Linked DNA regions of Homo sapiens: all the other regions are linked to region 2. Evidence: chromatin contacts called from ENCODE Hi-C or POLR2A ChIA-PET data. All regions are on one chromosome and are shown on one strand. The core of a region is the stretch at or near the end of the contact, and the rest is flanking DNA. Distances in the headings are between cores, read along the strand shown. Region 1 overlaps LINC01358 (long intergenic non-protein coding RNA 1358). Region 2 overlaps FGGY (FGGY carbohydrate kinase domain containing). Region 3 overlaps LINC01358 (long intergenic non-protein coding RNA 1358). Region 4 holds the start of LINC01358 (long intergenic non-protein coding RNA 1358).

Region 1 (3,145 bases), core at 431-2,930, 650 kb after region 2:
GAACAGGAGCAAGAGAGGGAGTGGGGAGCATGCCACACACTTTTAAATGACATCTCTCACAAGATGCGAAAACTCACTATCATGAGGACAGAACTAAGGGTATGGTACTAAATCATTTATGATAAATCCACCCCCATGATCCAGTCACCTCCAACCAGGCCCCACCTCCAACATAGGGGATACATTTCAACGTGAAATTTGGGTAGGGACACACATCCACACTATATCACGGTCCATGCAGAATACCTTTCATTTGCCCCTCTAGATCCATACATTACCTTTCCTCATCTGCTCTGTATTCAAGAGGTTGATCTATGGGGATTGAATTGGTGGGTTCTTGAACCTTCTGTTTCTAGTTGGGTTTGGCCAACAGGGAGCCACAGGAGACCAGAGGGAGGGAAAAGAGGAAGGGAGAGAGTATGATATTCCTTTGATACACTGTTTGCAACGTCACTGAACTGGCCATGTTCCTCACTGCTCCTCCTGAGGAAAGCAACTCTGCAGGACAGTTCAGCAGCTATTAAGAGTTGTGAGAACAGTTCAGGAGCTATTAAGTGCCTACTCTCTCTTTTGTGATTCTTCTATATCTGCACCTTTGCATATAATCCCTCCTTGAAATCTGCTATTTCCTGGGAGCTGTCAGACTGTTGGGACCCTGATTGGTACACAGTGTGACCCAGCACAAACCTCAGGGAGCTCTCTGAAGGCACATCTGCTATAGATCCTGTTACATTACCTGCTGCTGGTTTGCTTCCCTGACTTCCCCACCAGACTGTTTCATCTCACCTTGTCTTGTAGATATGCAAGAGGCCTACCCACATTTAGTGAGCAGCTGTTATGTGCTGGGCCGTGGCCTAAGCACCGAAGATTCAGAGATTGATAAATGATAATTCCTGACCTTGCAGATCCCTGACTCTAGTACAGGAGCTGAGACTTGAGCCCCATTTAACACTGTGGCTCTCAAATCCCAGATCCACCACTGACTAGCTGTGTGATCTGGGCAAGTCATCTCTCTGAGCCTCAGTTTCCTCATCTGTAAATGGAAATCAGGGCAGCTACCTCGGAGGATGATTGTGAGGATTAAAGTAGTTAGCATAGTGCCTGGCATACACTAGGTACTCAATAAGTGCCCATTATTATTTTTATCGTAGCAGGTGCTTAGTGTATATTAAATGAATAACTGAATGTATTATCTCATTTGGTCTCCATAGCAACCTGTTCTCTACCCTTCCCCACTATATACAATCCAAGTAGACGTGGAAGGAATTTCTTTCCCCATTTCACAGATGAGGAAATTGGGAATGAATGAATGAATATCTAACCCACCAGCCTGCTCTGCCTCCCACCTTTTCCCAGAGGCCACAGTGAGGCTGTTTGTCCAGGGAACTGTGAGCCCTGGGCCCTAGAGGAGTCATCCTGGCTTTCTGTCTTGACTTTCTGGCTCCAGAGGACTTGTGCCAGTAGCTCACCACAATTTGCTCTGTGCCTAACACAGGCTGGGGTTCAGGTGCTCCTGAAGTTTGTAAACACTGGGGTCTGCCAGGCGCTTCCCCCAAAGCCCCAGCTTCCCAGAACCGGTGGCCCCAGTTCCTGTTCAGCTGCTGCTCTTTCTGTAACTCCTTTGCAAGTACCACTGCCCCTTCTGGTAAGTGCAGGGGCCAGGAGGCAGATTCTACTTTCACATTCACTACCACACCCACAGGAGGGAGATTTCTTAAAGTGGAGGGGAACTTTTCTTTTGCTGTAGGCCCAACCTCAAGCCTCCTCCTTAACACCTCAGTTTTTTCAGGGGATACTTAGTTTCCCACTGAAGCTCAGGAAGGGTAAGTCCCCACAACATCAAAACTTGAATCTGCTCCAGAAACATGGGAGTCCCTGATCCCTGCAGAGACCCTGCCCTCCGCTTGGCACGTTTGATGTATATCCTCGTGTACTCCCTCCAATGCCCCTGCACGGTGGGCATAGCTTCTGAATGGCAGTAGCAGGACTGAGGCTCAGGGCAATGGAATGCCTAGTATTGGAATGTTCGAATAAGAAAAACTACACCTTCAAACTTTAGAAGCAGAGTTGGAAATCACTGCAAAACAAAAGTCCCTAAACAGAATGAGTCTTTGCTGTTTCTGTACCATATGCACAGCCCTGCTACTTTGCTTTCTATGAACTGCATGTCTATTTGTGTCCATATCTGTCTCCCCTAGTTGACTATACCTCCTCAAGGATGGAGAAGATGACTCACCCATATTCCTCTCCCCATCCCAGCACATGGCCTGAGGCAAGAAGGGATGGTTGACCTCAGAAGCTGAAAGCAGACCATCGTGCCTGGTGGTAGGGGGTCAGCATAGGAGAGATGCAGGGCCAGGTCACACAGGGTCCTGTAGGTCATGGTGAGGGATCAGGATTTAATTATAGGTGCAAATGGAAGCCACTGAAGGCTCTTGAGGAGGGCCCTTCCTTCCATGTTGTAGAAAGATAATTCTGGCTCTAGGATGAAGAATAGATTGGAAGGTGACAGAGGAGGAAGCAGGAAGCCCAGTTAGGAGCTATCACAACAGAACAGACAAGAGCCAGGGACGTTTTTTCAGGACTATGGTTCCCAGGCTTCAGCGGGCATCAGGATCACCTGCAGGGCTTGTTAAAGCACAGCTCACTGGCCCCAACCTCAGAGTTTCTGATTCAGTAGGTCTGGGGTGAGGTCTGAGTGTTGAGTTTCTATGAAGGTGAGATGCTGCAGTCCCCAAGAACCACTGCTTGAGAAAAGGAGAGGAAGAAAGCGATAATGTGTGGTCTTGTTCTCAAAGAGCTTTCATCTCTGTGAGCACTACATGAACAGTGCAATTCTAGAGAGCCAGATGGATGTCGATTGTGGGATCCCACGGAAGAACATCTCCCCAGCATGGGTGTGGAGGAGAGGGTCAGAGGAAGTGTATTAGTTCATTCTCACATTGCTATAAAGAAATACTTGAGACTGGGTAATTTATAAAGAAAATGGGTTTAATTGGCTCACCGTTCTGCAGGCTATACAGGAAGCATGGCTGGGGAGGCCTCAGGAAACATTCAATTATGGCAGAAGGTGAAGGAGAAGCAGGCACATCTTCACATGGTGAAGAAGGGAAAAGAGAAAGTGCACGAAGTAGGAGGTGTTACA
Region 2 (3,420 bases), core at 591-3,090:
TTTGATAGTACAAAAGCTTTCAGAGTAAAAATGTAAGACAGTAAATGAGAGCTGGCTGGAAGGAAAAATGTAGCTATGTTAGTTTGATATTCAACCAAAAGCTATAATCTTATTAAACATATTTAAACATGGTTTTCATTTAGATTTGGCAGCTTGATTAATGGGGATGTATTAAATAATACCTGGCTGCTAGGAGCATATTTAGGAATCAGTGCCACATAAAACATACGACATGTACAATTCAGTTTCATTATTATTTAAGGTTCTCTGTTCTCTTGGCTGTGGGCACACACATATTAAAAATTAAGTACACGCACTCAATGTATGCGCTGCGCTTTTAAAGGGCTTTCTCTTTAAGCAGAAAGATGAAATGGAAAACGAACTCAACTCTGGTGAAAGGTAATGGATTCATCCCTTTGGGGACAGCTGTCCTGTTTATCAAAAGAAAGGGGAGAGGTGGGTCAGAAGCAAGAAAAAAAAATTCCCAAGTGGTCAGCAAAGAGAGACGCCCAACTTCAGAGGGGAGCTGAAATCAGTTTCTACACCCAGGCTTCCTTCTTTGTCACAGTTGAGAGGTCGAATGAATGGTATGTTTAACCATGAGGCCATGGGGGAATTGAGATGCTGATTCCCAGAGCATTATAGAAACACTTTGGTAATGGGGGTGTGGGGGTTGGAGGGGAGTGTGAAGAAGCATCTGTAGTTTTTCTGGGCATAATGCTAGGTACTGACCAAGGGGTGGGAACTGCGGGGTGGGCATGGTTCTGACTAGCTGGGAAGATAGAAAAGTATGAAGTAAAGGACCAAGTATCATAATAGAGTTCTACTCAGTGTTTTTGATGAGAAAAAAATGATACATATGACATGCAGAACCTTATCAATAAATTATCTTTCTCCCCTTTCAAATGACATGAGGTTCCCTAATAATCTTTGGGCTGGAACAAGACATCTCAGAGAGGCCAAAATGTCATATATCACATTACATTTCTAAACAACCCAATGGGACAGGGAAAAGTACTATTAATATTTTAACTTTGGAAACTATGTTTAAATCCAGAAAAAATACAGAAAGCATCTCATCAATCAGAAGGAAAAAAAAGACATGCTTTTTTGATAAAAGTATTATTATCTCTATGTACAGATTACAGAACTGAGGCTCAGAGAGTTCAATCACGTTACCCAAGATCACATATTTAGTAAGTTTCAGAGGTAGGACTGGAACCCAAGCTTGTCTTATTTGAAAACCCACTTTTAAAATCTTCAACTCTCATTGCTTCTCTGATTGACTGAAGCCTTGGGCAGAAGAAACAAAGAAAATAGGGGGTGATGTGGAGGGGCACAGCATGCAATTCTGTTTACCTCTTGTGTCACCTACTTGCAAAAGACTGGAAGAAGAGAGTCTGATTTCTTCTCAAATACTGCTTCCCATTGCTGCTATCGTCCACAACTGAGCTATCTATTTCCCCCACTGGAAAGAAGTCACAAAAATGTTAAGCACGCCAAAGTCTTCACAGCGACGATGGTTATAATCAGCAGATCACAGAGAACAAGCTATGTTGCATTAAGAATACAACCAAGAAGGAAGGAAATTCTGATACGTGCTACAGCATGGATAAACCTTGAGAACATTATGCTAAATGCAATTAGCCAGTCAACAAAAGACAAATGCTGTATGATTCCACTTATATGAGGTATCTAAAGAGTAGTTAAATTCACAGAGACAGAAAGTAGAATGGTGGTTGCTAGGGGTTGGGGGAGGGGGCAATGCAGAGTTATTGTTTAACGGGTAAAGTTTCAGTTTTGCAAGATGAAAAGAGTTCCGGAGATGGATGGTGGTGATGGTTGCACAATAATGTGAATGAACTTAATACCACCAAACCGTACACTTAAAAATGGTTAAGATGATAAATTTTATGTTATGTGTATTACAAACAAACAAAAGAATACAACCAGGACCACCTCCTCCAATGGTGATTTACAATTATGTACAATGTTCTCTTGCCTGGCACAATATGAAGCATGACCTTCAACATTTTCAAATTTTTTGAAGTAAAGGTATTTTTGTGGTATTTCCTCGCCACTTTTCTGGAAAGCAGTACATCTGGAGGTAAAGGGTTTTTTTTTTTCATGTAATTTTACATTTGCGTGTTTCATATGGATGCTTGTCCTGGTTTGATCAGCAACGAGCTCTCTGGCCATGCACAAAGCACTTCCCGTTTCTGGGTCTCAACTTCCTCATCTGTAAAAAGAGGGTTTGTGTGGGATGATCTCTAAGGGCCCTTCCAGTTCTCAGTTCAGATTCCTATTTTTCCAAATGCTAATAGTGTCTACACTCTTAGGTACACATTGCTTACTATTAACACTCATCAGATCCTTTTTGCGAGCCACTCGTCATTTCAGAAATACCTGCACTTGCTGCACTTTTCCTGGGGGCTAGACAGAGAGATGAAGGACACAGTGTGAGGTAGGTAGACAGAAAGAAAACAATTGAAAGGCCTCTTGGAAGGAGCACTGGACTGGGAGTCTGATGCTATGAGGTTTAGTCCTGGGCCCCCGCCACTTGCTCACCATGTGAATCAGGGAGGAAGAAAGCATTTACTGGGGCCTTTTATGCATGAGGCACTTTTATACATATTATCGTACTATTTCACACATTTTAGTAATTCAGGTCCTATCTTCACAATTATTTTCTTTTCTCAAGTACTACCTATAGTATTGATTAGTCATAAAATATTTCTTTAAGTCCTGGGAAAAAAACTTTTCTTTCTTTTTAAAATTTTCTAGGGAAAAATGTTCATGAAAACCCAGGTTTAATGCTAGGTACTTTTCTAGTATCTATTAAAACTTAGAAAAAGGGTGTCTATAAACCAGGACGTAGAATGCCTGAATGTCACTGGTGGTATGTCTGTACATTTTGGAAGATGACACTTGATCTTATTTTATCTCCATTTTTGGCTGCTGGTGCCCATGGAATTCAGCAACTCATCCAATTTTGAACCAGCAGAACTCACAGCAATGTGCTGGTTCATATTTCTCTCACTTTTAGAAGGAATATGTTCTAGAAAGTTGCATACACAGAACTTCCATGATTTTTAGATTTCATAGATGGCAACACTTCCAAAATGACTTGGGAGACTGACATATGGTTAGAAAGTTTTTATTTTGCTAAGAAGAAGCTCAAAGTTTTCTCTGACAAGTAATATATAAAAAAAAAACCCACAGGACTTTCTACATCAAATGGTTGGGAGGGGGACATCTCAGGATAATATGTCATTTAAGAAGAAAAAAATTAGCTTAAGGAAGAACTCATGACATTCTGCTTACTCTTCCGTATTTCTGACTAGTAAAAACCCTGTTATGGACCAGCCACGGTCCAGGCCCAGCACTGGTTGACCACAGTGTAATGGGCTTTGGAATCAG
Region 3 (3,113 bases), core at 148-2,647, 630 kb after region 2:
GTACGATATAGTAAAAAAGACCCCAGGCTTGAAATCAGAGAGACTGAATCCCAAGTCTACCATTTGTATATTGTTCATCTTTCAGCAAGTGATTGACATTTTTGGGCACTGTTGTCTTCAATGGGGAAAGAATGATTTTTGTCATTCTCACAAGATTAAACAAGATAATGGCTTGAAAGAACTGTATTGAGATGTACAGATGTCAACACATTATTATTATGGGGCATTAAAGGAAATTAAAGAATATTCCAAATTACTGTCACTTGAATTGGGGATGGCTTCACGTACAAGTGATGAGGATATTATCTCTCAGTTTCAGTTACAAATTCTTTCACCCCCATACTCTGTTTTGAGACACTGGGCTGGGACTCTACAAACCAAATTCCTTCTTTGTCAGCAGCTCCCTTTTAGGCCCTGACAACAAAGGATGCTTGAGAGAGACCGTATGACAGGAGGAGGAAGAAAAGACTGGCTGCTTCCTGTTTGCTTCCGTTTCTGTCACCTCAGGCTGGCTTCTTCACACTGGCAGCAGCACTTCCTTCCAGTTGAGTCCAGTTTGCAGTTTTCCAATACATGGAGGAGCAGCCTTGTTGCATTCCCTCAGAGACACCAACATAGCTGCTGGAGTTTCCTCCAAAGAGGTCTGGCTTCCAGCTCCACAGAACTCCTCTTCCTAGCCCAGAGACCTCAGCACCAGCTGAGCAATTGCTATGCATTTTTGACCTGTATTCGAGTGCTCTGGGGCTAATCCTTCAAGTTTCTGCCTTTTAATCATTCTAACCTCTCCTTTTGTTTCCTCAGCAGTAGGGGTTGTTAACTATTTCCTGTAATTGCTAACACTTGTTACTCTTTTTGTTATTATAGTTCTTTAGCACTTAGTTAACAATTCTTTATGTCAAATTCTCTCTTAAAAGTAAGCGAAGTGTTTTTTCTGTATCCTGAACCACTGCACAAATGGACATATTAGGCTAGGTTTGGAGAAGAAATAGGAGGAGAACTGGTATAGAAAAGAGCTCAGGAAACTCCAATAGTCCTTTATAAAGGTTCTTTGAAAAATTCTAGAACGTTCCTAAGGTAAGTAGCTTCTGTGATGGCCCCCAATGATACTTACATGCTAGCATTCATGGCAGGATTGATTATGCCACTTCTAAGATTAGGTTATTTAAAAAATCTGTAGCTTCCATCTTAGGTACTCTCTCTTGTATTGCCAACTTTGGGGAAAACTAGCTGCCGGATTATCAGGTGGTCCTATAGAGAGACCCACATACTGTGGGGCCACAGCCTGCAAACACATGAGTTAGCTCGGAAGCAGATCACCATCCCTGCCCCTGATAGCCCTCAGATAAGACTGCAGCCTCAGCTGACTGCTTACAACCTTGTGAGACGTTAAGTCAGAGACACTCAGCCAAACCACACCCAGATTCCTGACTCACAGAATTGAGATTAAAAACGTTTGTTATTTTAAGCTAGTAAGTTTTGGAGTAAGTTGTTATGCAGCGATAGAAGACAAATGAAGTTTCTTTTATTGAGAAACTATGGAAGGACGAAAAGAAAATATTTTTCCAACTTTATTTTCCTAATCAGTGAATATAGAAAACTGATTTAAGAACCAGCAGTTGTATATAATTATATTCCATTGATATTCTTTCAGTTTCTAAGATTTTACTTTCTCCAAACCTTAGTTTGTTTCTCTTTCTGTCTTCCTTTTTAGTGAAATATATGCTGTTGGAGAGGAAACTGGGGCAGAGAGAAATAATACATATTTCTAAATAATCTTCTGGCTCTAATTTACCCACAGGCATACCCTGAGCTAGGTATTAAATAAAGAAAAACTGTATATTTCAAACCCTAGCTCTCATTTCTAAGGCACTTACAAGTTAATTGAGATGACAAGACACGGACAAAATTAAGTAACCTAAGGAGACCAGGACTAATCAGGATTCTTGTTTGCAAACAGTGTATTTGTCATGGTGGGTTAACATCTTTAACAGGCAAACACAAAGTGTCAATGCTTGGACATTATGTACAACTTTATTTCTTGGCATGAAGGGACTGCGAGGCAGGAGGGGCTGTGTTCTATGTACTTACTTAAGAACCCGGAGCTCTGGGTCCTCCCATCTTGTGCCCCTGCCTTCCTCTAAGTGACATCAGTGAGCAGCTGGGGAAAGAGAGCAAATAGCTGATGAAGTGGGAAGTTTTTGTGGGCTAGCTCTGGAAGTACATCACTTCTTTTCATATTCCATTGGCCAGAATTCAGTTATACAGAGCCAAAGAACTGCAAGGCAGGCTGGGAAATGTAGTCAGCTGTGTGTCCAGGATGAAAAGGAAGTGAGGTTGGGTGAACACATAAATGCAGCCACAAACAAACAAATTCTTGTTGAATTCAACAGAAAAAAGTAAATTGAAGTGGTATTTGCATAGCTACTGCTACCAAGTAGAGTTGTGCAGGTTTTGTCCAGCAGAAAGGTCCTGGGTGAGGGTGAGTGAAAGCTGTGTTCAGCTTGAAGAAAGGTTTGCTTCTTTCTAATGATCTACTAAGAGGGACGCGCCTTTAAGAAACCCATACAAAGGCACTATGTGTGTTAGGACACCCTGTATCTATCTTACAGAATCAACAAGAAGGCACAAAGGTGAGGCTTGGATATCAAGCAGAGCCCAATGCTGGTCAAGAACAATCTATTACAATGTTGCTGGTGACCCTGCCACCACTGGGCATTCACTGCCATGTGACAGGACCCTGACACCCTGGAAGCTGTGTCCTTACATGGTAGAAATGGGTCTAGCTGCCTCTCTGGGGTTTCTTTTATAAGGGCACTTGTAAGGGTGGAACACACATGACCTAATCATCTTCCCACAGGCCCCACCTTCTAATATCATCACCTTGATAATTAAGTTTTAACATATGAATTTTGGGGGACACAAATATTCAGACCATTGCATCCTCTTATTGTTTTCTCAGATCACTCCAGGGACCACTCATCTGGGTTCTCTGAGAAACAGACAGACACCAGATAGGCTTCAATGTGTGAGAAATTTATTAGGGAAAGTGCCTACGAGAGACAAGGGAAAGGAAGTTGGGAGTGTAGGAGAGAATGCAAGTGATGCAAGTGCAG
Region 4 (3,423 bases), core at 722-3,221, 680 kb after region 2:
AGGCCGCATCACCTTATTTTAACCCTGGTTACTCTATGACCTTGTCTCACTTCTGACCTTTGCACTGGCCGTCCCCAGGTCTGCCTACGGTTGGCTTTTTCTTTTCATTCTTATTTAAATTCAAAAGTCATTTTCTCTGAGAGTCCCACCCTGACCACCTGATCCAGGGATCCCAACCTGATTCCCCCACAAAGTCATTCTATATCCCAGGGTCCTCTTTCATTCTCCCCATAACACCTATCAATTCCTGAAGTTAGCTTTTTAATGAATTTATTGATTTGTCTATTGTCTGTCTTTTCCAGCCCCTTTCCCAATTAAAATATAAGCCCCATGGTGGCAGGGGTTAGCTTGTCTTTTTTGAGGCTGTGTCTGCAGCTTAGAGTAACGTCTGACACACAGTAGGTGCTCACTTATCATTCAGTGAAAGAGTAACCTCAAGCGGAGGCTATTACTATACCATTTTTTTTTTCGAGATTGGGTATCGCTCTGTCACCCACGCTGGAGTGGAGTAGCATGACCTTGTCTCACTGCAGCCTCCACCTCCCGAGCTTAAGCAATCCTCTCACCTCTGCCTCCCAGTTAGCTGTGTCCACGGGCACACCCAGCTATTTTTTTTTTTTTTGTATTTTTGGTAGAGATGGGGTTTTACCATGTTGCCCAGGCTGGTCTCAAACTCCTGAGTTCAAGCAATCCAACTGCTTCGGCCTCCCAAAGTGCTGGGATTACAGGCGTGAGCCACCTTGCCTGGCCTATAGCAGTTTTGGAGATGAGGAAGCTGAGGTTCATGACAAGGCCCATGTCGACAGATCTGAGATCCAAAGCCCTTTTCAAAGCCCAAGTCTCTTACAGGACGAGAGACTGCCACTTACCAAGCACAGTGGATACGTTGATAGAAATATGATGCTTCTACTTTAATCAGACTTTCTGATGTTTCTCTTTTTCCCTTGTCTGTTTTGAAACTGTAGACAAACAGGCATGTGAGTCTCTAATTCCAGAAAGTTTTATTTACTAGCATAATAATAAAAATAATAGCTTCAAAGTATGCTAAGAACTTTGTATACACTATTTCACTTAATCCCCACAACAAGCCTATTAGAAGGATAATTTAATCTCCTTTATACACATAGAAAAATAAAATTCAGGAAGATAAAATACCCTACCTAAGGTCAGTGGTATCAAAACAAGAATCAGAAGATACAAGCAGTAGCTGAATGTAGTGGCTCATGCCTATAATCCTAGCACTTTGGAAGGCTGAGATAGGAGGACTGCTTGAGACCAGAAGTTTGGGACCAGACTGGGCAACATAGTGAAACCCTGTTTCTACAGAAATTAAAAAAAAAAATTATCCAGAGGCATTGATGTGCACCTGTAGTCTTAGCTATTTGGGAGGCTGAGGCAGGAGGATGGCTTGAGCCCAGGAGTTCAGGGCTGCAGTGAGCTATGATTGCACCACTGCACTCCAGCCTGGGTGACAGAGTGAGACCCTGTCTCTAAAGAGAGAGAGAGAAAAAAAAATACAAATGGCTTAATTTGAGAAGTGAGTGATAAAAGACTAAGGAAACCAAGACTCAAACTCACATCTCTTTGCCTAACCACAGTGCTAGAGTAAACACTCCCTAAAGGCAGGCTCTGAACTGGGTACCAAGGATACGAAGACTCATTCCCTGACCTCAGCAAGCTCATGGTCTAGAAAAGGAGGACCCAATTTGGACAGGAAACAAACCAGGCACAAAACAAGGGGAAGAGGAGAATGGAGAAGGAGGCCTATGGGGACATGCTGGGCTCCTGCAACCTTAATGGTGGTAAATATAAAAGGGACTGACCTTCTAGTTTTTCAGTGTAACACCAGAGCTGTAGAGGGAGAAGGGCCACTAGGAGATTCCATTTCAGTGATGTAGCCAGCAGGAAAGCCCCCATAAGTGAGAGCCTGGAGAAGTATCTCCTACCCTGGACTGTGGCAGGAGGGAAAAAGAGCAGTCACTGTAGGGTGAATAGAGTGGTCCTTAGATTTAGTGTTTTACTTCCCCTCCCAGCCTTGAGCCAGCTGCTGTGACTCATGGCTCTTTGGCTGCAGGAAACCCGTTACAACCTAACTTTCTGCCTAGGTCAATTGGTTTTGGTTTCATTTTCTAGTCTGGAGTATGATCATGTTGTCTATTAAACTCAGAAATTTTCTTGACATTTTCAGTTTCATGCAGAATGAAAAAGAAGTGGTCTTGTGACAATGTGATCACCTTGCTGAATGTTCTAGAGCTAACCAGTGGGACAAGGGACAAGGGCTTCCTTATCAGGATGGAGTCTCGGTCTGTGAAGCCAGCAGTCCCAGTATTTGAAAAAAAAGTTGTCTCAGTCAGTGTTCTAGCAAAAAATGGATGGTACACTCAAACTGTGTAACTTGGAGGGAATTTAAGGAAAAGATCATTTACTTAGATGCAAAGGAAACTCTGGGGCTTATAACAGCAGGCAGTCATTACCTTCCCTATCTCTTAAAAGGCAAGAAGAGGGAGCAGTTCCTGGAACAAAAAGACGGGAGTTGTAGGGAGAGGGCTCCCCAAAAAGAGGCTGCCTTCATGAGAAGAAAGCAGCCAAGCCCTAGCAAAATCCTAAAAGGAGGGAGCAGGGAGAATAAATCCCCCATCCTCACTCTCCTGCCACTCCCTGCATCTCTTGCTGGTAACTTGCAAAGGCTGGGCACAATTGGGAGCTAGAAGGCAAGGGAGATCATTGATGGGGCCCATGCAGGTCGGCCTCCTAGGGTGCAGAGGTGGGTACAGAAGGGTAGGGAGATCTGGAGAGCCATGGAAACTCATGTAACATGTAACAATAGTTATGGCTGGTTGACAATAACTATACAAAGAGTGTCGATTGTGGTAGACAACTGCCATTGACTACTCAGGATACATCTGGCCCTTTCAAAGCACTTTTATGAACTAGCTCTTTTGATTCTCACAACAAGCCCTTAAGGTGGGCACTGTCCTGGACCCATTTTCCAGACAGGGAAACCAGGGATGAAAGAGGTTAAGCATTCGCTGGGAAATGAAGGAGTATGAACTCAAACCCAGATGGCTGTGGTTACAGATCCAGTGCTTGTTGTCCACTGGATGGGCCCATCTTACCCAAAATGATAACCGAGGAGCTAGGTCCTCAATCATTGCTGAAGGGTAGGGACATGAGTATGGCCTGGGGAACAAGAGGAAATAGTTCCATAAGCATTGTTTAGCATAAATGAGATCAAACAAACATGCTTCATTTAAAAGATGTTAAAATATCACCCAAGTGGGTGGGGGTGGGGAGACAGAACCAGAGAGAACGAGCGAGAGCGAGCATGCACCAACTGCACGTAGGATACGAGCCAAATGTCTAATTATAGCTGATAAGGCTCCTCCTGATCTGTGCCCTGCCTACTCATCTTTCCCTGTTCCC

Evidence for each region. Hi-C counts contacts between places; a loop is a spot of excess contacts on that map. ChIA-PET counts read pairs that join two places held with the same protein, here RNA polymerase II (POLR2A). Pooled maps may share reads with other maps.
Region 1: a loop to region 2 is called in a map of B cell, with 9 times the contacts of the local background. The contact joins two enhancer-like sites. A Hi-C loop is called at or near these places in 7 of 168 maps with a recorded cell type or tissue (B cell, Right ventricle myocardium inferior, heart right ventricle and 3 more), 17 of 37 single-sample maps with no recorded cell type and 23 of 50 pooled maps. POLR2A ChIA-PET finds 5 or more read pairs at or near these places in 1 of 52 experiments (GM10248).
Region 3: a loop to region 2 is called in a map of heart left ventricle, with 2.3 times the contacts of the local background. The contact joins two enhancer-like sites. A Hi-C loop is called at or near these places in 15 of 168 maps with a recorded cell type or tissue (A673, B cell, CD4-positive, alpha-beta T cell and 11 more), 3 of 37 single-sample maps with no recorded cell type and 25 of 50 pooled maps. POLR2A ChIA-PET finds 5 or more read pairs at or near these places in 1 of 52 experiments (OCI-LY7).
Region 4: a loop to region 2 is called in a map of GM12878, with 4 times the contacts of the local background. The contact joins the promoter of LINC01358 here to the enhancer-like site in region 2. A Hi-C loop is called at or near these places in 2 of 168 maps with a recorded cell type or tissue (B cell and GM12878), 21 of 37 single-sample maps with no recorded cell type and 13 of 50 pooled maps. POLR2A ChIA-PET finds 5 or more read pairs at or near these places in 1 of 52 experiments (GM10248).

Annotation. Positions count from the first base shown.
Region 1 is chr1:59,045,391-59,048,535 of GRCh38, reverse strand. All of the region lies in intron 2 of LINC01358 (long intergenic non-protein coding RNA 1358), which reads right to left. Among named protein-coding and RNA genes, the nearest start is that of LINC01358, 26 kb to the right of the region's middle. RefSeq lists enhancers at 1,907-1,976, 2,832-2,881. Within about 2 kb of position 1,680, at least 6 of the 41 ENCODE cell types and tissues checked have a DNase peak (open chromatin) inside an H3K27ac peak, as active enhancers do; they include B cell, where a contact is called at or near this core.
Region 2 is chr1:59,695,696-59,699,115 of GRCh38, reverse strand. The region is part of intron 14 of FGGY (FGGY carbohydrate kinase domain containing); the gene reads right to left. Among named protein-coding and RNA genes, the nearest start is that of MIR4711, 36 kb to the left of the region's middle. Within about 2 kb of position 1,840, at least 3 of the 41 ENCODE cell types and tissues checked have a DNase peak (open chromatin) inside an H3K27ac peak, as active enhancers do; they include B cell, where a contact is called at or near this core.
Region 3 is chr1:59,061,160-59,064,272 of GRCh38, reverse strand. All of the region lies in intron 2 of LINC01358 (long intergenic non-protein coding RNA 1358), which reads right to left. Among named protein-coding and RNA genes, the nearest start is that of LINC01358, 42 kb to the right of the region's middle. Within about 2 kb of position 1,397, at least 16 of the 41 ENCODE cell types and tissues checked have a DNase peak (open chromatin) inside an H3K27ac peak, as active enhancers do.
Region 4 is chr1:59,019,024-59,022,446 of GRCh38, reverse strand. It overlaps LINC01358 (long intergenic non-protein coding RNA 1358), which reads right to left and starts at 1,971. Exons shown (of 3, transcript NR_110626.2): 1 at 1,824-1,971; 2 at 870-959. RefSeq lists enhancers at 2,100-2,209, 2,240-2,289.